Linked DNA regions of Homo sapiens: all the other regions are linked to region 2. Evidence: chromatin loops called from intact Hi-C (ENCODE). Cell type or tissue: mammary epithelial cell. All regions are shown on one strand. Region 1 overlaps PLCG1 (phospholipase C gamma 1). Region 2 holds the start of LPIN3 (lipin 3). Region 3 holds the start of PTPRT (protein tyrosine phosphatase receptor type T). Region 4 holds the start of LOC124904905 (a long non-coding RNA gene). Region 5 has its middle 60 kb from the start of TOP1. Region 6 has its middle 120 kb from the start of CHD6.

Region 1 (4,000 bases), 160 kb before region 2:
CAAAAATGACGCCACACAAAAAATTTAAGATAGATCCGGTTCCGTGGATGACATGAACTGATGATAGCCAGTATCAAACAGCGATAGTGCTCAGGTTCTTGTGTGACTTTCTTTTACAGCTTCACAGTCCCAGTTCATAGAGAGGAGGGTGGCTTTTTCCCATACACAAGAAGGTGGTGGGTGGGAATTCACCTGGGCCCTCATGATCCATGTTTCCTCTCTAGGTTTTTATGGCCTGGAGAGAAAGGTTTCCTATCAGAGAAGGAAGAGGACTGTGTAGGCCCTTCTGTTAGGGCCCATCCACGTTGGTTAGGACGTCCTTGGCGTGTTTGTTAGTGTTGACCCTTTTAGTTTTCATCAATACGTATCTCTATTTGCTGAACAAGTGTCTTTCTGGAACACAACCTGGGGAACAGACAGCTCTGCCTTTCTTAAGGCAGCTTTGTAGACCTGAGGCTCACCTCTCTTGGGCTCTGTAAGACATTGCCTTTGCCTCACTGCAAATGTTTTGATTGTTCTTCCTAGTGGAAAACGTGCCAACTCTCAAGCAAATTTAAAGATCATTTTCACTTCAAGATTCCTCCAGACCTGACAAATGTTGATTGACCCAGAAGGCAGAGTGTTTGTTGGTGGGGAAGACCCTTACTTGGGGCCGAATGCTTTGGCATCAGGAGTTGTTTGCCCCATCCCATGCATGCAGGCCGTGTCCCTACAGTGCGACAGCTCAGGGTTATGACCTGTGGAGTCTCAACCCTAACAGCACATTAGCACCACTTGGGGAGCTTCTGAAAAATACTGGTACCCGGGGCCTTAGCATAGGTATTGTTCAAAACCTCTCAAGGTGATTTAAATGAGTAACAAGGGTTGAAAAACCCTGATTTTGGCAGCACAAACCAAAAGAGCAGGCAGGGCCGGGAGAGGGAAGTCAGTGGTACCAGAAGGTAGATGGGCTCCCTTGCAGGCTCCTTGTTCTCCTGCCATCACCAGTAGAACCTTCTGGCTGACAGACCAGGGACAAGTAGACTGGGTTCAAAGTGACAGACCTTTCACTTTCAACAGCTTTGGCTCAGCAGACATGTACACATACAAAGTAGAGCCTACAAGGTCAGGGGCATTCTGCCCCCGCCACAGGACTAAAGACTGCCCTGCGGGAAGATGGCAGGAGCAGTTTCTGACCTCAGTTGAGTATCTGTGGCCATGAGCAGAAAAGGCAGGGGTCTGCCTCCTGACCAAGCACATCTTGAACATCACCTGAGAGCTTGAACATCACTAAGGACCTAGACACTCACTTGTCTTTCAACTTGAGCCCATCACTCACCATGTGAGTTCTGTTGAGGGTGGGTAGAAAGCAAATAGGTTCAGGTTATCCCACCAGACTAACTCGGTGAATGAAAGGATCATGCCTTCTTCACATTTTAATTAAATGGATCAAGCACAGTCTCAGACTGCAACTCCTGTCTTCTCTGGGTACTTTAGTAATTCCCAGGGGACTTGTGCTTAGGGGTTAATCTAGGCATTCTGTTCCCTGCCTGGAGGAACCCCACAGCAACCCCCCTGGCTGGCCGCTCCTGCGAATTCCACCCATAGTATCCCAAGTGAGTCACTGCCTGAGTCTACCCACTACAGCATTCAGCTGATTGGCTTTGCCAGTTGCATGCCAGTTTGGTCTAGTTTCCAAGGACCTGGTTTTTGGGATTCAACACACACAGCTGCTTCCCCATGACATAAGCTGGACTCCTATTCTGGTGTCCAGAATCACTGCCTGGCTCCACTGTAGGTGATTTCATTTCAAAGGACCCTTTTTCCTTCTGTCCCAGGCCTTCAGGGCCACCCCAACAAAATTCAAATGCTTTGGGTCTTAGAAGCTGGGGCTTTAGTCTTTTTCCTCCAGAAAGCCCCTGGGTCCTTATGCATATTCCCTAACCCCCGACACCGCCCCAGCAAATGACAGGCTATGCTTTTCAGCACTCTCACAGGAAACAGAAAAGAACTTGCCAGTGTCCTCTCACCAGATGATACCAGGTTTGACTGTTTGCCTTTGTCTATTTAGCATAATTTCTAAAATATCATAGTTTTCTCATGTAGAAGCCAGTGTGGTGATCTCAGCAATGCAGAAGACAGTGAGTTGGAACTTCTCTGGTGAGCTGAGGGAAACTGCCCCACTCATCCACTGGAGTTTAAGATCCACAGAAGTGGGCAAGAACAAGTGAAATGTTTTTGGCTTTTTTCCTGACTCCCCCACAAAATAAGTCAGCAGATGTGAAATATATTTATGTTTTTATTTAGGAATAATCAAAAGGTTTGAAGTACCATTGAGGCCCATTTCAAATTGTACAAGCAATTTGTCCGTGTTCCCCTCCCTTATCCAAATCCACAGATACAAAATCTAGGAAATGTGCAATTTGCATCTTAGAAATAGCAGCATCCCCACAGGGGACCTCGTGAGGCCTGGAGATTCAGCCCCAAGAGGGCAACCCCACTCCTGCCTCAGCACGACCACAGTCCAAACCGAAGTTAAGTTCCATTTTTTTGTTAAAACGTTTACCCAGGGTAAAGAATTCCCATTCTACCCAAGGCTTAAGTGATAGAGTATGCTGTTTTCTCGGTTTGGTCTCTCACACCTGGCCATGGCAGGAGATGGGACCCTCTTGCAGAGTTTGGCTAAAGTTTCATTGTGCCTCAAAACAAACAAAAACAGGGCAGTTGCCTCTTACTTGTTTAGCACCAAGATGATCACCTTTTCAGCCATCTCTCCTGACAGCAGACTGCTCAACAGTCACTCCCCAGTCTTATTGCCCAGAAGTCCGGCCACAGGGAACAAGGCTTTGTGCTGAAGACCAAAATGCAAATGGGTGCTAGAAAACCAGGAATCAAGACCTTGTCAGGAGGCATCTACAGGCCTTTGGCAACCTCCCTGACTTCCACAAAGGCTGCCCTCAGTAAAACTCAATGAACAATGGCCAGCAGGGGAGAAAGGAAGGTGGGCGTGTTTTCTCTTTAATAACAATTATGGCACAATCTGACCCTCCTAACACTTCTGAACAAAGCAACTGCTCAGAAGCACAGCGGGAACCCTCTACACAGGGGTGACTGCTTCTCCCCTGGCCCCGACCCAGTCTAACCGAGAACAACCGGATTGCTGTGCTGGGTCCCTGCTGAGGAGTAGGGACTGGCGCTCCTCACTCCTGCTGACAATCTCATGTGGGGCTCTGGCCCTGTTCCAAGCAAACTGCAAGAACGAGACCAAACAGTATGGGCAGGAACCAGGGATGAGTGACAAGATCTCCCTAAACAAATTACAGGATTCATAGGTACCATGTAGATTTTTCTTTTAAATGTATTTCTACTCAGGTTTGATTCTTGGGAAAGACCAAGCACTTGTAGCTCTCTATTCAGTGACTAAACAACCTGACATTTCACTTTTAACTCCAGTCACATTAAGTTTTTTTTTTTTTTTTGAGACGGAGTTTCGCTCTGTCGCCCAGGCTGGAGTGCAGTGGCACGATCTCAGCTCACTGCAACCTCCACCTCCCGGGTTCAAGTGATTCTCCTTCCTCAGCCTCCTGAGTAGCTGGGATTACAGGCGCGCACCACCACGCCCGGCTAATTTTTGTATTTTTAGTAGAAACGGGGTTTCACCATGCCGATCAGGCTGGTCTCGAACTCCTGACCTCAGGTGATCCGCCTCCCTTGGCCTCCCAAAGTGCTGGGATTACAGGTGTGAGCCACTGCGCCCAGCCAAGTCACGTTAATTTTGAATCATCCACTTACGGAAAGGAACAGAAGTTAAAAAGCATTAACCAAGAAAAACTATTCATTAACACATACAGGTGCTCATGTGTGTGTGTGCACGCGCACATGAACACACGTTTCAAGCCAGTCTCCTGAAGGAAGAGGCACTAATGGCAGGTAAATGCTCAGGCTCCTCTCAGTACCCTGGGGCTCACCGCCTATCCAAGTGGACAGCAGGGAAGGTGCCTAGAGTCCCCACCAGAGCGGC
Region 2 (4,000 bases):
AGGCACCTGTAATCCCAGCTACTCATGAGGCTGAAGCAAATAATCGCTTGAACCTGGGAGGCGGAGGTTGCAATAAGCCGAGATTGTGCCACTACACTCCAGCCTGGGCAACAGAGCGAGACTCTGTCTCTAAAAAAAAAAAAAAAAAAAAAAAAAAGCCAGGTGTGATCATGCATGCCTGTGGTCCCAGCTCCTCGAGAGGCTGAAGTAGGAGAATTGCTTGAGCCCAGGAGGTCAAGGGTGCAGTGAGCTGTGATTGTGCCACTGCACTCCATCCTGGGTGACAGAGCCAGACCCTGTCTAAAACAAAACAAAAAAACAATAAAACACATAAGCTACCAAATTCTGTAAAGAAGGAAGTACCACCTGCATTCTTGGATTAATGAAGAAACAAACAGCTGCCAGTGATATAGGCTCATCCGATGAGTATACCCAAGCAGAGGAAAAAATGGCCTCCACCTTCAACCCCAGAAATGGGCAAACACAAGTGTCCATGCTGCTTGCACCCTCAGAGAAAGCCCTGGAGATGGTGATGTCAACCACAAGCTAGAGTGGGACAGTCTCTGCCTTATTCAGTTCCATTCAGTGTTAGAACAAGTCATACTAGCAGAGGCTGTTCTATCTGCCTTTCTTCTCCTACCCTCATCACCAAATCCCAGATGATTGAGAGTTCCAGAAACGAGCCTGTCAGAAATGCAATTTTTCTTTTTCTTTTTTTTTTTTTTTGAGACAATGTCTTGCTCTGTCACCCAGGGTGGAGTACAGAGGCGCCATCTCAGCTCACTGCAACCTCCACCTCCTCGGTTCAAGTGATTCTCCTGCCTCAGCCTCCTGAGTAGCTGAGACTACAGCTGTGCACCACCATGCCTGGCTAATTTTTTTTTTTTTTGTATTTTTAATAGAGACGGGGGACCGAGCGCAGTGGCTAACGCCTGTAATCCCAACACTTTGGGAGGCTGAGGTGGGTGGATCACGAGGTCAGGAGATCGAGACCATCCTGGCTAACACAGTGAAACCCTGTCTCTACTAAAAATACAAAAAATTAGCTGGGCATGGGGATGGGCCCCTGTAGTCCCAGCTACTCAGGAGGCTGAGGCAGGAGAATGGCGTGAACCCGGAAAGTGGAGCTTGCAGTGAGCAGAGATGGTGCCACTGCACTCCAGCCTGAGTGACAGAGCGAGACTTCATCTCAAAACAAAAACAAAAACAAAAAAACAGAGATGGGGTTTCACCGTGTTGGCCAGGCTGGTCTCCAACTCCTGACCTCAGACGATCCGCCCACCTCTGCCTCCCAAAGTGCTGGGATTGCAGGCGTAAGCCACCTCACCCCAGCCGCAAATGCAATTTCTGCAACAACCTTTATATCAACTTTTTTTCCTCTAACAATGAACAATGAAAACAATTTGTGCTCCATCTTTAAAAATGTGTGACACAAAAATTTTTTAAATAAAAATAAATATGTGATAAACATTCCTGAATGCCTAGTGTGTGCCCTGGCGCTGTGCTCTGCATTTAATTTGGATCAGCAGTTCTCAGCCTTGTTTGTACATTACAACCAACTGGAGAGGTTTTTAAACTCCCAGTATCCGGGGCATCAGTATTCGTCTAGGGCACAGTGATTCTAACACACAGTCAAGGTTGAGAACCACTTATTTAATTCATCCTGTAAATCCTCACAATAGAATCCTGCAAGGTAGCTTTTATCACCACCTTTGCCGATGAAATTGAGGCTCAAAGAGGTAAATTGATTTCGGCATCTGTAGCCCCAACCTGTGACCTCTCCTTCCTTCCTTCTCGGGCTCCCTTCAGGGATTTCCTGATGTTACAGAAAATGGTATGTATGACGCTGCCCTCCTGGCCACCTTGACATAGCTCTGCTCCCAACAGGGCTCTTCTGAGATAGCAGCCAGACACTACCTGGGATCAGGACTGATACTAAATGACTTCTGCCAAAATGAGGACAACTGAGGCCAGTCACTTCCAAACAGGTTCTGTCACCCTGAGTCAGAATAATGGCAGCTACCTCTCCTCCTCACCGCCCAGTCGTTTCTAAGCCTGGCTCGTCGCCGTTGCTGCTCCGCCAAGCCTTTCCTCGGTGCCCTCTCTCTTTTAGAACAAATTACTTCATCTCCAGGCCCTTCTCAGGGCAGCTTCTTTGCAGGGGCCATAGGGCGTCGGAAAGGTCTTTGGTCCAGGAAAGCCGCGAGCCACAGATCCAAGAGGAAAAAGCCGTTCCCGGCCCGGGCCTTGCCCAAGGCACGAGAGTAAATGCACCTTCCGCGTGCCTCGGCGCACCTGGGCTCACCTGTCCCCTCCCGCAGTGCCTGCAGACAGGGAGGGAGCGCGGCTGGGCCAGAAGGCTGATCACCGCCTGCCCCCTGCTGGCCAGTGTCAGTATTGAGCCCGCTGCCGCTCGACCAGAACGTCCCAGGGATGGAATGAAGGTGCGGGCATTTATGGAGCGCCTGCTGTTTGTCAGGCGAGGTACTGATAAGCGCTGGAGTGTAAGGATGTACGTGACCTGCTCTCAGAGTTCAAATTTAAATGAAGAGATATACATTAATCAAGTAGTCATTCAAGCAAATATGAAATTACAACTGTGGGCTATGCGAACAGATGACGCGAGGGGCCTGTCCAGTCTGGGAGATACGGGTGGGTTCAGGAAAAGCTGCCCCCAGGAGGGGACGTTTGAGCGCCAGGAGCCGCGCAAAGTCATTTCATGTCATCTCTAAAATCCTGCAAGGCGGCTTTCCCCCTTGACAAAACAGGAAATGGGATCAAATTGAGGAAGGAATTCACCCAAGATCACACAGCAAGCTGGAAGCAAATCTGGGAGGAGCTAGGTCCGCCCCGTTCCGAAATCCACACTTTTCTGGAGGTGGGGCAGGCGGTGGCACAGGGACTTGGGGCGGGGTCTGGTGGGCGGGGCATGAAGTCTGGCCCCGCCCCCGCCTCCGAGGCCAAAGGGCGCCCTGGGCGGGGATCGGAGCAGGGGCGGGGTCTTTCCAGGGAGTGGAGCCTGGGCAGATTGGGGCCTGTGGAGGCCGCACTAGGATCGTAGAAGGAGTGGAGCCGTGCTCTCACCCTGTCTTAGAGGACCCGGAAGCGCCAAGTGACTGAGGGCCGAAGACACTCACCTGTGGAGCCTGTGCACGTAGGTAGAGGCGGCGGCTCTGAGTCCAGGAGCTCCAGTGGGCAGCTCCCCAGGTAGGGCCCAACTCGGGGGGAGAAGAGATGACCCTCTCCCCTCCCGCCCTGCCCATCTGTCCTGCCATCCTACATTCCTTCCTTCCTGTCCGCGGGCCTGGGTCCACCCCTAGCTGTAAGATGGGGACGCAGGGGTGGAGGGACTGGCCTCATTTTGTCCCTTTTTCCCTGGCCCAGCGGCTGCAGGCCCCCTGGACACCCAGAACGTAGAGTCTGGAGAGGAGACGTCGAAACCTCCCAGGGGAGGCTGGCCCAGCTTTACCCCAGCCTGACTGTGTGACCTTGAGGAGGACAGCCACTTTCTCTGGTACCCAGTGTCCTCAGTTGCAAAACAGTGACTGGCCCTTGCCCTGCTTGCCCTGAGACTGGGCAGATCAGATGCTGTAGCTGCTGGGGGCTGGGGTGGCGCTTTCTCTCTACTGGGGCACTAGGAGTGCTTACTCTCCTGCTCCCTCTGGTCCTCGGTGGAGAGCCACACCCTTCATCCACCCAAACCTGGGAGCCCCGAGGGCTGAGAGCCTAGTCCTAGGGCAGCTTGCTCTGGCTTCCCTGTGCTAGAGTTGTAGTCTAGCCTGGAAGGCCTGTGAACATCCCCAAGGTGGGGTGTGAGGCCTACGTGGAGTGCACATGCTCGTTTTGCAAATAGTGGTGCCACCATTGTGCATGGCCTTGAGTGCCAAGTTAAGAAGTCCAAACTCCGCTGGGCGCGGTGGCTCACGCCTGTAATCCCAGCACTTTGGAGACTGAGGCGGGTGGATCATGAGGTCAGGAGATCGAGACCATCCTAACACGG
Region 3 (4,000 bases), 1.8 Mb after region 2:
CAGGCACTCTTCCATTCACTCTGCATATTGCATCTTATTTGGTTACCACAAAGTCCAGCGAGACAGCTATAATTATCCTCACTTTACAAATGAGAAGCTGGGGAGCTGAGAAGGTAAATGACTTGCCCAAGCCGGCATAGGTAGAAAGAAGCAGAGGCGGGATTTAAACTGAGGACTTCAGATGCCAAAGCTCATACTCTTTTCTCCAAACCAGGCTGCCTCCTGAGTTAAATTCCCCTGCGCCCACCCTCGCCCCCCCATTATAGCTGCCGTGAGACTCTACCATCTCTTCACCATCATCAGTAAATATTTATCAAGGACCACCGCCTACACAGCATTGCTCTTGTTTCCACAGCAACACACTGTCACGGAGTCAGGGGAGTATCCTGTGCTTGAAAGAGTGATGCTGTCATGTCCTCTGATCGTGGCTGTGAAAGGTGACAGCTATACGACTACATGGAATACCATCTCAGCTGGCAGCCTGACACCTTCAAGAGCTGTGCTGAGTACAAGCAAGAAGAAATTAAGTTGAGTAGAAAGAGAGTCGGTTGTAACCCAAGAATATGGTCTGCTTTTACTATGTGTTTGCGATTGTTGCTGGAACAGAATTTAAGCCACGTTTGCACATTAATTGTTCTTTTATTAGGAAACAAATCAAGCAATCCATGACAGAAAGTAAAATTCGACTGTACTGCTAACAGTTCCCCAGAGGTATCCAACGGTGATTATTGAGTTAAATGACTACATTGCTAACAATTGCAATTGCAAGTCAGTCCCCTATAAGATACATTTTTGCTCTCAATATGTGGATTCTGAAACCCACTAGTAAATGAATTCATTATCCCCTTATTCATTTAACTGTCTCTCTCTTCCCCCATCCCAAATCATGTTTTGCCACATTGTTAAGAGGCTGTTTCTAAAGGTTTTTTGTTTGTTTGATTTTTACTATCATTCCTTCCAAAAACCGTCGTGGCTCAAGAAATATGTCTTAGAGTAAGGAAAAAGGAAATTGCCTTTTGATGACAAGCTTCCGCCCCGACTTTTGGACACTGAGACCAACATGTTACAGCAAAACATATTAGCCCAACTATGTTATGGATGTAACCTTATAAATTGAAATTGCTTTCAAGATTGGGAATTTTCAGATCAAAAGAACATGGAAAACACACTACTTAGTTTTAAAATGTATTTGTCCAAACTTGCCAAAAGTTTTAAATAAAATACTTTAAAGGAAATCAAGTTATTGTCATATTTATACTAGATTTGAAATACTAACAATTTCTGAATTTAGGAATAAAATAAGATAAGTCCATTTTTAAGTCAACATTTACAGTATTCTTGTTTTGACAAATACAGATGTTCATGAGGAACCCTGGGGAAAAAAAATCTAATTTAGATGGTCTAGTTGCCGTTAAACTGGAAAGGAGAGGACAGATATATACAGAAAATCCCCATTTCTACAAATGTGTGAGGCTTAGAATGCACCAGTTCTCCAATACAAGCTAATCCCATTCGTTTAAGGAGCCCCTGGCACAAAGGCACCCACTTGCTAAATATATGCTATATCGCAGGTTTGCAGAAACCACCCTGCCCAGGTAGACCCAAAAGAACCACAGATTTCTTCCCAAACCATATTCCAGGATTTCTTTTCTTTCTCCTGCATTCTAAAGAGCAAACAAAGAAAAGGTGCTCGCTCCTCACACTTCTCTAAATGTTTTAACAAAAGGCTGCTGAATAAACACATTACTCATTTAAAAATTGAAAAGAAGTTCTATTCCTGATATGAAAGCAACCAGATTTGCATTTTAATAGTTGTGGGCGAGCGCCACCTGGCGGGAGCATCCGGAACGGGCGGCGTTCAGCACTGGACAGCTTCCCGAGCCGGTACGGGTTTTACCGCTTGCTACCCAAGAACGATTCGAGACCCGTGATGGAATATTTTTGATCCTGTTTCTGCCGCGGGAACGTGAGTGGTATTAATGTGTGGTTGGCCGGTCATGCCTTAGAGGATATAAAATCTGAGTCACGAATCATGCCTGGATCCCCAGGACTGCCCCGGGCATCCTCCCTAGTACCCCTCCCTCCCCTAGCACACCTAACACACCCCCCAAAATGAGGAAAACAAGAATTGTGCACCATCTTTAGAATGGTGCTGTAGCTGTCCCTCTTCTCTCACTTGCTAATCCAACCTTTCAGCTTCACACACCTCAAAAGGAGTGTCTTCGTCACCCAACTTCCCAGCCAGGGAAACAGGCTGTCCCTTCACAGAAGTCGCCTATTCCGCTTCCATTTTAGTACCAAGCAAGGAAGGCTCTAAAGCATTTCCAACGGAATGTCCTTCCAGCGGCCCTTAACCTCAGACGCAGCTTGTGCAAAGACGCTGTACCTCCCCACAGGTTCGTTCTTTTGCTCTTTCTTTCTTCCTTTCCTTCTTTCGGTGAAATAATAAATGGGCACAGCTGTTGCTTAGCGATCCGAAACCAGCCTGTTCCTGCGTCCCACGGGCTGATCTCAGCCTGTCCCCGCAATCCCAGCCACCTCAGGCCGGCGTGGTTACACCAAAAGCAATCGGTGCTAAGAAACTTTAAGGTGATTTTGAACTTGGAAGTACACCTGCAGCACTCCCTTCTCTTCCCTCCGCCGCTACTCTTGGGGGGGGGGGGGCTCGGGGGTGGAAGCTGCCTGCGGTGGGGCTTGGTGATGTGTAAGACCCTGGACTGTGGTGCCCTCCAGCACCCGCCAACGTGCCTTTAGGAGCACGGCAGGCACCACCCCCCCGCCCCCGCTCCCCCTACTCTGGGGAACTACCTCTGCTCACCGCCTTCCCGTGGCCAAACCCAAATATGAGTTCCCCGAACTTTTCAGGAGCGGACGCGCTCACGGGTCAAATCCACTCCCCTCCAAGGGCCTTAACACGGGCGCCCAGCTACCTCGGAGAAAAGCCAGCGGGTAGGGCGGAGGTATTGCTCTCGGTCATCAACGCAAACATCCCCTCGGGTGCCTACAGCGGCCTGCTTAGGGGAGCAGCGTGTTCAGAGCAAATGGAGAGCTTCCTGTATCTCCGAGGAAAAAAGAAAAGCCGCCGCCCCGGCAGCCTCGGCCTGCTGGGGACCTGTCCTCCCCACTAAAAGCGCGCGCTGCCCGAGGAGCTGCCCGGGAGAGAACGCTCCACCCCGGGCGTCGGTGCCGCTCCTCGTCTCGCCGCCCCAAACACTCAAGTGGCAGATTCCGACAAGTGGGAGGCAGCAAGTGGAAATATTCGCAACAACCGCGGAAAGTTACTCCAGCCCGGGGGGCCGGCAGGAAACTGAAGCGGGGAACTTCGCCAAACGCGGGCTGCCGAGGGACGCGAGGGGCCGGGCTCGCTGGCCGGGGCGCGCGGGGACACTGCTTCCCGCGCCTGCAAGCTGAGACCCGGGTTCCGGCCATGGGGACCCGCGCCCCCGCGAGCCCACACAACTTTCTCCTCCGAGGGCCCCGCGGCTGGGGGCCCGCGCGCATCCAGGAGGGAGCGGGGAGCCCAGGGGAGCCGGGCGGGCGCACTCACCTGCGGCGCTCTGAGCCCGGGCGCCGGGCAGTGGCGGCAGCTGCAGCCTCAGGAGCAGGCTGAGGGCGAGCGCGGCGAGGCTCGCCATCCGGGCGGCGGCGGGCAGCTCAGCCCCTTCCCGCGGGGGCCGGGGCCGGGACTGGGGCGGGCGCGGGGTGGCCCCGCATCGCCGGCGCGGCCGCTGGCTGTGCGCGCGGCTGGCTCCGCTCGGGCTCCCGGAGCCGGCGCTCCTGCGTTCCAAGCCGAGGCGCGGCGCGAACTGAGGCGGGAGGCTGGGCGGGGGCGGGACGCGGGGGGCGGGGGGCGGTGTCCCCCGAGTCCTAACGCCGCCGCCGTTGCCGCCGCCGCCGCCGCCGCCGCCCGCCCGGGCGCTCCGCCTCGGCCGTGCACACACCCTCACGCGCACGCCCGCGCCTGGCACACGCCCGCGGCTGGCACACGCGGGCTCCCCCG
Region 4 (4,000 bases), 350 kb after region 2:
AAGAGGAGGACACTATGCCCACAAAATCAGTAGGAGGCAGTGACAGAGGATGGACCTCCATCCTTCTACAACACTTTACGATTAAAGAGGAGTATATAATCTCTGAAAGGGTAATGAGGTAGCAGATCAGCAGGGCTTGTTTTCTGAGCACTGGTCATAACCCTGCTGATCAGGACAGGATGTAGCAAATAAACCAGCCCAAACCAGCTAGGACTAGGAGTTTTACTACATTCGCACAAAGACACTCCCACAAGTGCATGACACTTTACAAATTCCATGGCAACATCTTGAAGTTACTTTATATGGTTCCAGGAGCTCCCTGCCCCTTTTCTAGAAAGTTTGTGAATAACCTGTTCCTTATTAAGCATATAACTAAGAGTGAATATAAAGATAGCTAGTCCATGAGTGCCACTCTGCCTATGGGATAGCTCTGCTCTGTCTACGGAGCAGCCATTTTCCTGTACATGTTGCTCAAATAAACTTGCTTTCTTTTACTGTTGGCTCACTCTTGAATTCTTTCCTGGTTGAAGCCAAGAACCCTCCCAAGCTGAGCCCCAGTTTTTGGGTTTGCCTGCATCAGTTCTACATTTCATTCTCATGCCATTCTAGTACAAACATGAAGTGTAGGGGTGAGGTGGGAGGCAATAAAGATAGTCCTTCCAAAGCCTTGTATTTCCACCAGGACTCTTGGCAGCGAATCCCTTTCCTCTATTGGTTAGCCTCCTTCCCCACAGTGCTGCAACCAGCTGGTTGTATTTAGGGCTTAGTTGAAGTCTGAAACCTTGATTTTAGTGGCACCAACCTGTGAGCTTAGGAGATGTATTCCTCCCCTCCAGTTGCACCTAGTAGACCCAAAATTAGACAACTGTATTAATTCAGGATTTGAGGTTGTTACAGAAGGAAATAAGGCAGGAGAGGATTCTTAGGATCTAAGTTGGCTAGGAGAAGAAATGAAACTAGGAGAAGACTAATAGAATGCAGAAGGGTCCCAGGACTTAAGTTTCTGAGGGACAGTCATGGGTGAGCACAAGGAGTGTGAACAGGTAGTGAAAAATGTCCTCAAAGATGAGGCAATCAAATGACTTGATTAATGGTTTATTCCCTAAGGCTCTAAAGCACATGGAATGGATCATTTTGGCTGCTGCAGAAACCATGGGTAAGAGAACATGGTGAGGTCCTATAGAGCCTACCAACCCAAGTCAAGGAGAGCCACAAGTTTCAGTGTATGCAAATATGAGGTCAGCGCCGGTTTGGGGAATAGGAAAGACGCAGGGGCTGTGTCGACTTTTGGAGGCCAGTCCAGAAGTCGAGTCCAGGCGATGGTAGGAGCTACTCCCCAGACCTGAGCACCTCTCCTAACAGCAGCTCAGGCAAAGGCCACGTCTCGGAACAGTTGGCTGCACAGGTCACGTGACGCGCCCCTAGCCCGGCTCTATTTGGCTGCAAGAGCGCTCTGTCGCCTGCCTCGGACTCTGTTTCCCAGAAGTCTTCCTGGAAACTACATTTCGCAGGGGGCTTTGCGGCGCCTACTTCCTCCTGGCTGATTAGATGGGACTGGTGCCGTTGGCCGGACGTTTTTGGGAGCTTCACAGGCTGATGGGGAAGGGCGAAACCTGCTCGATTAAAACAACCCGCATTTCGAGGCGAGGAAGCGAGTCACGGCTCGGCCCCTCCCTTTGTGAGGAGAACCAGGCCCGCCTCGGGGTCCCCTGGGCAATGTAGTAACGTGAAGGTCTCCGAGTCCCGCTAGCACTCCCGGGGCGTGGGGGTCCCAAGTGGGACTGGAACCACCGCGAAAGAGGCGGGGCTGCGCGGATCTTCCACACCAGCTCCTCCCTTCCGTCAGGGGGTGCTGCGCATGAACGTTTTCCCATCTCTACCTCTTGGTTATCCCTCAGCAGAGATTCTTCTTTTACTCTGTACAGTTTTCAGCATCCCTCAAGCTGATATTTCAATTAAACAAATTTTAGAATTCTGAGAAATGGCGAAATAATGTAAAAGAAACAAATGATATTGGCCCTAAATTATCCTCCAGCCCCTGCTGCTCATCGGACACTTTATGAGGTTACAAAGGACCATGGCGCTGCGCATATGGGGGATCCATTTTACCCACCGTACTTAGATCAGGCTGTGACTTCCGCCCTCGAGGAGCGGCTGCTGCTCTACCGGGTGTGCTCATTTAGCCCTAGCGTTGTTTGTGCGTTTGAGGACATTCGCTGAGCCAAGCTGCAAGGGTGTCGTTATCATTTTACGAGGGGAATACGGAGAGCATGGTGGATAAAAGGTGGTTGACCTGCCCAGGCTATACAGCTAGAAGTGCCGTTAGAACTTGGTACAGGTGGAACTGATTCTGATACTTGTCTCAAACTGTTACCAGTGGAGGGTGTTCAGGTTCTTGGTGTCTTGAACAAATAATTGGACAAAACGGCACAAACAAAGCAAGGGAATAATGAAGTAACAAAAGCAGAGATTTATTGAAAACGAAAGTACATTTCACAGGGTGGGAGCAGGCTGAGCATGGGGGCTCACGAGCGCTGTTATAGAATTTTCTGGGGGTTAAATACCCTCTAGAGGTTTCCATTGGTTAGTTGGTGTATGCCTTATGTAAATGAATAGGTTAAAAGTTACAAAGGCATTGTATGCCCTATGTAAATAAAGAGGATATTTCGGCGGGGAGTTGTGGCTTACACCTGTAATCCCAGCACTTTGGGAGGCCAAGGCGGGCGGATCACCTGAGGTCAGGAATTCGAGACCAGCCTGGTCAGCATGGTGAAACCCCATCTCTACTAAAAATAAAAATAAAAATAAATTAGCTGGGCGTGGTGGCATGCGCCTGTAATCCCCTGGTGGCTGAGGCAGGAGAATCACTTGAACCGGGCAGAGGTCACAGTGAGCCGAGATCGCGCCGTTGCACTCCAGCCTGGGCGACAGAACAAGACTCAAATAAATAATAAATAAATAAATAAAAAGGATGTGTCTTATCATAGCTGAAGTGTTTCATTTGATTTAATTCTAGCAAGTCCTTAAGTTCCCTGCCTCCAGGCCATATTCTGCCTCAAGACCTATCCTGTTTACTTCGTGTAGCATTAGTTTCTTTTTCCCAGGTTTGCTGCTACTTACTTGGTTAAGCCATGATCATCTCGGCTGTACTCACAGTCTCATAAATCCGGTGTTTATTGAGTGTTAGCACCGTGCCAGGCAGTGTGTTGAGTGCTGGGACATGGTGTTGAACAGGGGCAGACACAACCTTACCTTCATGGTGTTTACAGCCTAATGGGGAAGACAGTTACTGATCACATAATACAAATAAGAATAAAATGTCAAATTGCGATAAATAGAACACCCCCACCCCCAGGATGCTACAAGAGAGAATAATGGAGGAAAATTGATACATTAGATTGATTAGGGAAAGAAAGAAATGTTTGGTCTGAAATGCTTGAAGAAGGCTGAGAAGAAGGAAGCTGTGTAACAGCCAAGAGAAGAGTAGTCCAGGCAGAGGGATCAGCAAGTGCAAAGGCTCTGAGCGGGGAAGAGCTTGGTGTTTTGCAATTCAAGGAACTCAGAGAAGTCCCTTGTGATTGGAACACAGTGAAGTAGGGGAGAGTGGAACAAATTGAGACTGGCTTTCCTTTTACCAGTCTTGCCTCTTCTTTTCTTTTCTTTTTTTTGAGACAGAGTTTCACTCTTGTTGCCCAGGCTGGAGTGTAGTGGCACAATCTTGGCTCACCGCAACCTCCACCTCCCAGGTTCAAGCGATTCTCCTGCCTCAGCCTCATGAGTAGCTGGGATTATAGGCATGCGCCACCACGTCCGGCTAATTTTGTATTTTTAGTAGAGACGGGGTTTCTCCATGTTGGTCAGGCTGGTCTCAAACTCTTGACCTCAGGTGATCCACCCGCCGGGCCTCCCAAAGTGCTGGGATTACAGGTGTGAGCCACTGCACCCAGCCTAGTCTTGCCTCTTCTAAACCATATCCACACTGGCAGTATAGGAATATTTT
Region 5 (4,000 bases), 370 kb before region 2:
CAGCTCTGACCTCACTGAACTCAAACAAGGACTCCACACCCCAACACCCAATGTACCAGCACAGGAGTCTCCCTGTAAGGCCCCAGATTTCTGGATGAGCATAGACCCATCTGATGGCCCCTAGGAGGCTGTTTGTGGCCTGAGTTCTGGTTTGGCACCCTATCCATGATCAGGGCGGACCAGCCTAGGTGGGAAAATGAGACCTGGAGAGGTTGGAGACCCTGCCCAAAGCCTGGGGCCTGAAACCTGAGGTCTGGCAGGTTCCTGGCTCCACACTCTCACAGCTCCCTGTGACAATCCCTTCATTGCGCACATCACAATTATAATTCCGTGATGCATATGCTTGCATGGCCTTTTAATGTCCTGCTACCCGCGTGACCTGTAAGCCCCATGAAAGAAGGGACTATGTTCACTCCTGTAACCCCTTGCAACTAGTGCAATGCCTGGCACACAGTAGATGCTCAGAAAATAACTGGAATAAGTAAAATAATAAAGGGACATCCTCCTAAAGGAGACCTTAAGACATTTATAAAATGTTTTACAATTTACAAAGCACCCCCCACAGTTTTCCAGTTTCATTCTCCCCACCACCCCGTGAAATAGGTACTATTAGGCTGGGTGCAGTGGCTCACACCTGTAATCCCAGAACTTTGGGAGGCTGAGTGGGTGGATCACCTGAGGTCAGGAGTTCGAGACCAGCCTGGCCAACATGGTGAAACCCCGTCTCTACTAAAAATACAAAAATTAGCCAGCCATGGTGGTGGAAGCCTGTAATCCCAGCTACTCTGGAGGCTGAGGCTGGAGAATCGCTTGAACCCGGGAGGTGGAGGTTGCAGTGAGCCAAGATCGTGCCATTTCACTCTAGCCTGGGCAACAAGAGCGAGACTCTGTCTCAGGAAAAAAAAAAAAAGAGAGAGAGAGAGAGAAATAGGTACTATTATTGCCCACATAATGCAGTGTACTCATTTCCTATCTCTGCAACAACGAATTAACACACACAGTGGCTAAAACAACACAAGTTTATTTTCTGACTGGAGGTCAGATGTCCAACCCAGGCCCTATGGGCTAAAATCAAGGTGTCAGCAGGGCTGTGTTCCTTCTGGGAGCTCTCAGGAAAATCTATCTCCTTCCTTTCTCCAGCTTCCAGAGACCACCCATGTTTCTTGGCTCATAGTCACTTCCTCTAGCGTCGAAGCCAGCAATGTCACATCTCTCTTACTGAAGCCAGAAGAGGTTCTCTGTATTTAAGGATGCCTGTGATTAGGTTAGGCCTACCTGCATAATCCGGGATAATCATACATTCCAGACATTAGGATACACACATCTTTTTTTTTTTTTTTTTTTTTTTTTTTTTGGTGGTGGTGAGCGGGGAGAGATGTTATCCTGCCTAACACACAGAGATTCACAGAGATTCATAAACGGAGAGGTGAATTAACCAGCCCACCTCGCCCAGCTTGTGACTGAAGTGAGATTTAAAGCCAACATTTTGGGGCTACAGAATCTGAGCTCTTTCTCCCCTTTTCCAGAGCCAGAAGGGAAGGACACAGGGGCCCAGTCTCCATACAGTAAATACACATTTTATTTTATTTTATTTTATTTCATTTTTTGAGACAGGGTCGCACTCTGACCCCCAGGCTAGAGTGCAGTGGTACAATCACAGCTCACTGCGGCCTCAACCTCTGTGGCTCAAGTAATCCTCTCACCTCAGCCTCCTGAGTAGCTGAGACTACAGGAACACACCACCACACCTGGCTAATTTTTTTTTATTTTTTTGTAGAGACAGGGTCTCACTTTGTTGCCAACACTGGTCTTGAATTCCTGGGCTCAAGCACTCCTCCTGCCTTAGCCTCTCAAAGTGCTGGGATCACAGGTGTGAGCCACTGTGCCAGCCCACACTTTTATTTATGATTAAAGAGAAAGAAAAAAAAAAAGATGCGCTTGTCTGGAGGGTGAGGCCGTGTGGGAAAACTTTTTATTTGCTTGCCTTTATTATCATTACTTTAACGGTGTATTTAATAAATACAACGTTTTCAGCTAGAGGGAAAAAGGAATTAACCCAAGTCATTGGTTGAGTATGAAGGCATGGAGCCCCCACGGCCCTCCTCGCTGCAATTAAGCAAATGGCCAGCAGATGGCGGGGCATGCTCACAGCAGGGCCTTGCTCTCCGGACCATCTCTTTTACGGGCCGCCGAGCAAAGGTCTTTCTTTTCTCTTCTTCAAAACCCACTCTACAAGGAAATCTTCAGAAACATTCCAGCAGGCAAGACAAGGGCATAAAGGCCAGGGGGTCCCCCAGCCTCAGGACAGCAAGTGTGGGGACGTGCCCTACTGCATGCCCCATCCCCTGAGCCAGGAACAAAGACCAGAGGTCAAGCCGGCAGCAGTTGAGGAAGAGGGTCAGGCGTGGCTGTGTGTCCCGAATTGGTGGGTTCTTGGTCTCACTGACTTCAAGAATGAAGCCGCGGACCCTTGCGGTGAGTGTTACAGTTCTTAAAGGCGGCGTGTCCGGAGTTTGTTCCTTCTGATGTTCGGATGTGTTTGGAGTTTCTTCCTTCTGGTGGGTTCGTGGTCTCGCTGGCTCAGGAAAGAAGCTGCAGACCTTCGCGGTGAGTGTTACAGCTCTTAAGGCGGCACGTCTGGAGTTGTTCGTTCCTCTCGGTGGGTTCGTGGTCTCACTGGCTTCAGGAGTGAAGCTGCAGACCTTTGCGGTGAGTGTTACAGCTCATAAAGGCAGTGTGGACCCAAAGAGTGAGCAGCAGCAAGATTTATTGCAAAGAGTGAAAAAACAAAGCTTCCACAGTGTGGAAGGGGACCTGAGTGGGTTGCCACTGCTGGCTCAGGCAGCCTGCTTTTAGCTGCAGGGCAGCGGAAGGCAGGATCAGCTGGGTTACAGGACACTTAGGATGACCGGACACTTTACACGCTTTTACACACATTTATCATTACATCTCCTCTTCCTTGTGGCCCAGTATGGCACCTGGCATCAAAAATACTGAACTGGCTGGGAAGATGGTTGGTAGCAATGCCAGCGCAGTTTTTGAACCCCTCCAAATTTCTACATAAAAATAAGCAGGTCAGGTCAGGCGCAATGGCTCACACCTGTGATCCCAGCACTTTGGGAGGCCGAGGCAGGCAGATCACCTGAGGTTAGGAGTTTGAGACCAGCCTCGCCAACATGGCGAAACTCCATCTCTACTAAAAATACAAAAATTAACTGGGAATGGTGATGCACGCCTGTAATCCCAGCTACTTGGGGGGCTGAGGCAGGAGAATCCCTTGAACCCGGGAGGTGGAGGTTGCAGTGAGCTGAGATCGCACCACTGCACTCCAGCCTGGGCAACAGAGTGAGACTCTGTCTCAAAAATAAAAAATAAAAATAAGCAGGTCAGATTAGCAAAAGCAAAACCTACAGACAATGTTCGCTTAAAATTAGATGATAAGGTATCCCCATGAACACCAAAACACAAGCGGGGAAGCACAGCCCTCCCATAGCCACCTACATGTCATCAGGTCCCCCTACGTTCCCCCAGGGAGGCTTCCTTGGTTTAGATTCTGGCCCTTGGTGCCCCATCCAGCAGCCAACAGAGGGAAACAAGGAGCCCTCTGATGGACTTAAGAACAGGAGAATCCCAAAAGAGCCAGCAGGTATTCACGAGGAAGCAAGGAGGGACAACTGGAGACAGCAGCAGAAGCTGGGAGGGTCTCGCCCAGTCCGGGAGCAGGTGAGAGTCAGCAAGGACTAAGGGACTGCAGCGGTAGAGCCTTGAGAACCCTCAACACTGACCCACTTGGCTTCCCTTCCAGGACAGGATCACATAGCACTGAGCATGGAATCAAAATGGAGCAGGATCTGGACAATCAAAAGGAAGGAAGGAGAAGGCCAGGCGTGGTGGCTCATGCCTGTAATCTCAACACTTTGAGAGGCCGAGGCAGGCAGATCACTTGAGGTCAGGAGTTCAAGACCAGCGTGGCCAATGTGGTGAAACCCTGTCTGTATTA
Region 6 (4,000 bases), 390 kb after region 2:
CATTCACTGGACTGGGCCCAGCGTTGAGTAAGAGATGGGTCCTGTCTTCAGGTGTGCCCAGTCTTCTTAGGGGTCCAAAGACCTAACCTTATAAGACTGTGTCATCAGTGCCCCAAGACAGGTGTGTGCCTGGTGTCATGGGGCTCAGATGGGGGATTTGGGAAAGATTCACACATGAGGAAATATTTGAGTTGAGTTTTAAAAATTGAAACATTTTGACAGATGACAGGGGTGGGAAACTTTCAGGCAGAAGGAACAGTGTGAATGGATGCTCAGAGGTGCGGAAGGCCATTGTGTGTTGAAGGAAAGACATACGGCTGACCAAGGCTGAAGTGACTATATAGTGTAATGGCCAAGTGCATGGACTGTAATTCTTCCCTACCTGGGTTCAAACTCCAGTCCTGCTATTTCTTAACTGTGTGAATTTGGCACATTTCTTAAATCGATTTTTTAGCTTTCCCATATGTAAAGTGGAGAGAATCATAATAGTACTGTTGAAGCAAACTAAATATGGTCTGAGAAGGACTCCGTGCTTCTCTATTTGAGTCCTTGTGGATGAACTGTAGCCTAGCTTAGTCAGACAAGATTGAGAACCTAACTTAGGAGCATGTGCCTGTAACAATAACTGAGTCTTGGCCAATCCCAGGGCCGTGCTTCAACCACTCAGAGGGCTAAGTTTTCAAACTGTGTTCAAATGAGGCAAACGCCAACCTGGAACCCATCCAGCTGTTTCTGTGCCTCACTGCCGATTTCTGTACGTCATTTCCCTTTTTTTTGTCTATAAATCTTCTTCCACCATGTGGCTGCACTGGAGTCTCTGTGAATCTGCTGTGAATCTGGGGGCTGCCTGATTTGCGAATCATTTGTTGCTCAGTGAAGTTCCTTTAAATTTAATTTGGCTGAAGGTTTTCTTTTATCAGTACCTACCTCAAAGGACTGTTTTCAGGATTATATCCTGGAATAAAGTAAATGCTCTATATGTTACCTATTATTGTTACCCCCACCCGTTTGGATTGTGGAAGTTTCTTCTGTCTCCCTGATGGGCTGTGAGCTCCTCGGTGGTAGGAGCCACACCTTCCTCACCTCTGCCTCTTCCATGGGACCTAAGGCCATGTAAGTGCTTGCTAAAGGCAGATTGAATTAAATGGGCCTCTGAAAGGGTGACATATATAAGCAATTATGATTTATTTTTCTTCTAAAGAAGGAAATAGAAAGTTCCTTTCCTCTGCTGGTGATGACAAATTTGCATTGCTTAAAAATGCTGATTGGAGGAAGGCAGGCCACATTTATGGGATGTCCACAGTGTCCACATCCCCAGCTTCATTTACTCCTTCCTACAACCAGTGGAGCAAGGTTTACATACCCATTTAATAGAGGGGAAAACTGGGGCCCACGGTCACTGAGATAAGTGTGATACAGTCAGAATTCAAACACCTTCTGGCTTCTAGAACTCTGAGAAATAAATCTTTCTTGTTTATAAATCACGAAGTCTATGGTACTTGGTACTTTTTTTTTTTCTTTTTTGAGATGTAGTCTCACTCTGTTGCCCAGGCTGGAGTGCAGTGGCATGATCTTGGCTCATTTCAGCCTCCACCTTCCAGGTTCAAGCGATTCTCCTGCCTCAGCTTCCCGTGTAGCTGGGACTACAGGTGTGTGCCACCACACCCGACTAATTTTTGTATTTTTAGTAGAGACGGGTTTTCACCATGTTGGCCAGGATGGTCTTGAACTCCTGACCTGAGGTGATCTGCCTGCTTTGGCCTCCTAAAGTGCTGGGATTACAGGCGTGAACCACCACACCTGGCCTATGGTACTTTGTTATATCATCCTGAACTAAGACTCCTTCCCTGGAAATTTGCTCAAGCTCTTGGGAATGGAGGGCTAAAGGAAAGAGCCTGGCCACTCATTTGGGAGGGGAAAAATAGTTGCTAACACAGACGGAGGGAGAGACATCCCTATCCCATTGAAGGTGGCTGTCCTGTGGGAAGCCTGCAATTGCTGACTGTGACCACTAGATGGAAGCATGGAGAACAGTGCCGGTTACAGTCTGGGTGGAATTTGACCTGTGCTCCCCAAGCAGGAGCTGTGCCTGGGCTTCCATGGATGCTCCAGAGAAAAAGCCCCAAGCTGGCCTGGCCTCGCAGCGTGTGGGCTGCTGCATGGAACAGGAGTAGTCAGTTGGTCCTATGTTCCCAGCTCAGGGACTGGCCTCAAGATTCACTGGGCTGAATGCTGGGGTTCCATTACCCTTTTGGATTTCATGGCTCCTGGCTTCCCTCTGCTCACTGTCGCCACCACTGGGCTCAGTCCATCCATGGGGAACATCTATTAGTGGAGAAGGGCCAAGTAATTTATTTTTTTGGATATGTGTGTCCACACTGCTTGGAAACAAAATTGTAGCTTCCTGTACTGGCCAGATTCTCTGTCCTTGGCCCTCCACAGTGGCTCGTCCCTGGTCAGGGTCCCAAGCGGCCACCCCCGATCACCTAGAGTTTGGCAACTCTTGGAAGACTAGAGCAATGGTCTGGTCTTGATAATTTCATCACATAAAAGGGCAGGGAACACATTGCAACAAAGTTCACTCCCTGCTTCATTCCCAGAATAATGTGTCTGTAAATGAATTAGAAGTGGATTTGACACGTATTTTCAATGAAAAGGTCAAAGACATTACAACTGAAAACACTCCTCTCTGTGTAGACAGGCCTGCTAGTGTGTCACAAGGCTCTCAAGGAGAGAGGGGGAAAGACTAATGCCCATGGGCCATGCAGGTGGCAGGGGCTTCGTCTACTGTCTCTCTGTGAAGTGGACATTCTAATTATTATTTCTACCTTACAGTGGAAAGTGTGGCTCAGAGAGTGTATTTGTTATCTATTGCTGTATAACAAATTACTTCAAAACTTAGTCGCTTGAAATAATAAGCATGTAGTTTCTGAGTGTCAGGAATCTGGGAGTGGCCTAGCTGGGTGGTGCTAATTTTAGGTATCTCGAGGTTGCACTCAAGATGTTGGTTTGGGCTGCAGTCATCTGAAGGCTTGACTGGGGCTGGATACTCTGCTTTCAAGATGACACACTCACATGGCTGTTGGAAGGAGGCCTCAGTTCTGCATCATGCAGTACTGGTGAGGCCTCCACAGGAGGCCTGAGTGTCAGTTTAGCATGGCGGTTGGCTTTTACAAGGGCTAGTGATCCAAGGGAGAAGGCGAAGACACATGCCTTTTTATGAACTAGCCTCAGAAACTACACATCATCACTTCTGTCATATTCTATTGGTCGTGCAGACCAACCATGATGCAGGGTGGGATGGGACTCCAGAAGGGTGTGCAGATTGGTAGACAAGGATCTTTGGGGGCTATCCTGGAGACCGGCTGCTACCAGAGAGCTTAAGTAACTTGGCTATCAAATAGACTGAAATTCACTTAAAGTTCCCACTGTTCTTTTGTAGTAGGGGCAGAGGCCTTGGAGAGACATTCGGATAGGTGAAAGAATCAAGAACTCATGCTTTGCCCACTCTACTGAAAAAATTAAAAAATGCTGATAATACTATTTCTCAGGATATGGGGAAATGGACACTTTCATTCACTGTTCAAAATTTAAATTTTTCTTTATTTTGACTCTACCACTCTTCCTTTAAGACTCTATCCTATAGAAATATCTACATTCGCACATATATGCAACATATATACATATATAACTTTTTTAAAAAAAACCAGAAGTATCATTTATTATAGGGAACAATTGGAGATAAATCTGGGATTGATTAAATAAAAATTATATGTCATTCTAGTGAAATATCTGATAGCCATGGAAAAGAATAAGGCAGATATATATGGAAAGATTGTTGAGTGAATATAGCATGTTATAGAACTATATAGAGACATAGTAGGATTCCATTTATGTATATGCATATAAGACATATACATATATGTATGTATTTTTATTGTTACTATAAATATAAAAAAAAAAACCAAACCATTAGCCATGGTTACTTGTAGGAGGTGGG

What was found. Hi-C counts contacts between places; a loop is a spot of excess contacts. Peaks named below come from ENCODE experiments on the same cell type or tissue, not always from the same donor. Only the 100,000 strongest peaks of a DNase experiment are listed, where the experiment ranks them.
Region 1: a loop joins it to region 2, with 6 times the contacts of the local background. A loop is called at or near these places in 107 of 110 quality-filtered maps.
Region 3: it touches region 2 in a loop (18-fold over the local background); 2 of 110 quality-filtered maps call a loop at or near these places.
Region 4: a loop joins it to region 2, with 6 times the contacts of the local background. A loop is called at or near these places in 16 of 110 quality-filtered maps.
Region 5: it touches region 2 in a loop (11-fold over the local background); 47 of 110 quality-filtered maps call a loop at or near these places.
Region 6: a loop joins it to region 2, with 32 times the contacts of the local background. A loop is called at or near these places in 3 of 110 quality-filtered maps.

The regions. Positions count from the first base shown.
Region 1 is chr20:41,176,190-41,180,189 of GRCh38, forward strand. It overlaps PLCG1 (phospholipase C gamma 1), which reads left to right. Exons shown (of 32, transcript NM_002660.3): 32 at 1-1,437. It overlaps ZHX3 (zinc fingers and homeoboxes 3), which reads right to left. Exons shown (of 4, transcript NM_001384317.1): 4 at 2,266-4,000. Among named protein-coding and RNA genes, the nearest start is that of MIR6871, 9.2 kb to the left of the region's middle. In mammary epithelial cell, no CTCF peak of the experiment used is centred here; a DNase peak (open chromatin) is centred at 1,642; H3K27ac peaks cover 2,929 bases.
Region 2 is chr20:41,337,796-41,341,795 of GRCh38, forward strand. It overlaps LPIN3 (lipin 3), which reads left to right and starts at 3,026. Exons shown (of 20, transcript NM_022896.3): 1 at 3,026-3,207. RefSeq lists an enhancer at 2,638-2,687 and a silencer at 2,848-3,007. In mammary epithelial cell, CTCF peaks have their summits at 2,387 (motif pointing left) and 3,041; DNase peaks (open chromatin) are centred at 2,376 and 2,966; H3K4me3 peaks cover 1,299 bases; H3K27ac peaks cover 1,331 bases.
Region 3 is chr20:43,186,099-43,190,098 of GRCh38, forward strand. PTPRT (protein tyrosine phosphatase receptor type T) reads right to left here and starts at 3,808. Exons shown (of 31, transcript NM_007050.6): 1 at 3,548-3,808. The coding sequence starts at 3,635. PTPRT-DT (PTPRT divergent transcript) reads left to right here and starts at 3,967. Exons shown (of 3, transcript NR_186414.1): 1 at 3,967-4,000. In mammary epithelial cell, a CTCF peak has its summit at 1,835 (motif pointing left); no DNase peak of the experiment used is centred here; H3K27me3 peaks cover 1,580 bases.
Region 4 is chr20:41,691,456-41,695,455 of GRCh38, forward strand. It overlaps LOC124904905 (a long non-coding RNA gene), which reads right to left and starts at 2,720. Exons shown (of 2, transcript XR_007067588.1): 1 at 1,881-2,720; 2 at 1,080-1,613. RefSeq lists enhancers at 1,515-1,724, 1,865-2,084, 2,305-2,544. In mammary epithelial cell, a CTCF peak has its summit at 1,868; a DNase peak (open chromatin) is centred at 2,096; H3K4me3 peaks cover 1,311 bases; H3K27ac peaks cover 472 bases.
Region 5 is chr20:40,966,779-40,970,778 of GRCh38, forward strand. No RefSeq gene overlaps it. Among named protein-coding and RNA genes, the nearest start is that of TOP1, 60 kb to the right of the region's middle. In mammary epithelial cell, CTCF peaks have their summits at 2,124 (motif pointing right) and 3,599 (motif pointing right); no DNase peak of the experiment used is centred here; H3K4me3 peaks cover 267 bases.
Region 6 is chr20:41,732,605-41,736,604 of GRCh38, forward strand. No RefSeq gene overlaps it. Among named protein-coding and RNA genes, the nearest start is that of CHD6, 120 kb to the left of the region's middle. In mammary epithelial cell, a CTCF peak has its summit at 2,006 (motif pointing right); no DNase peak of the experiment used is centred here.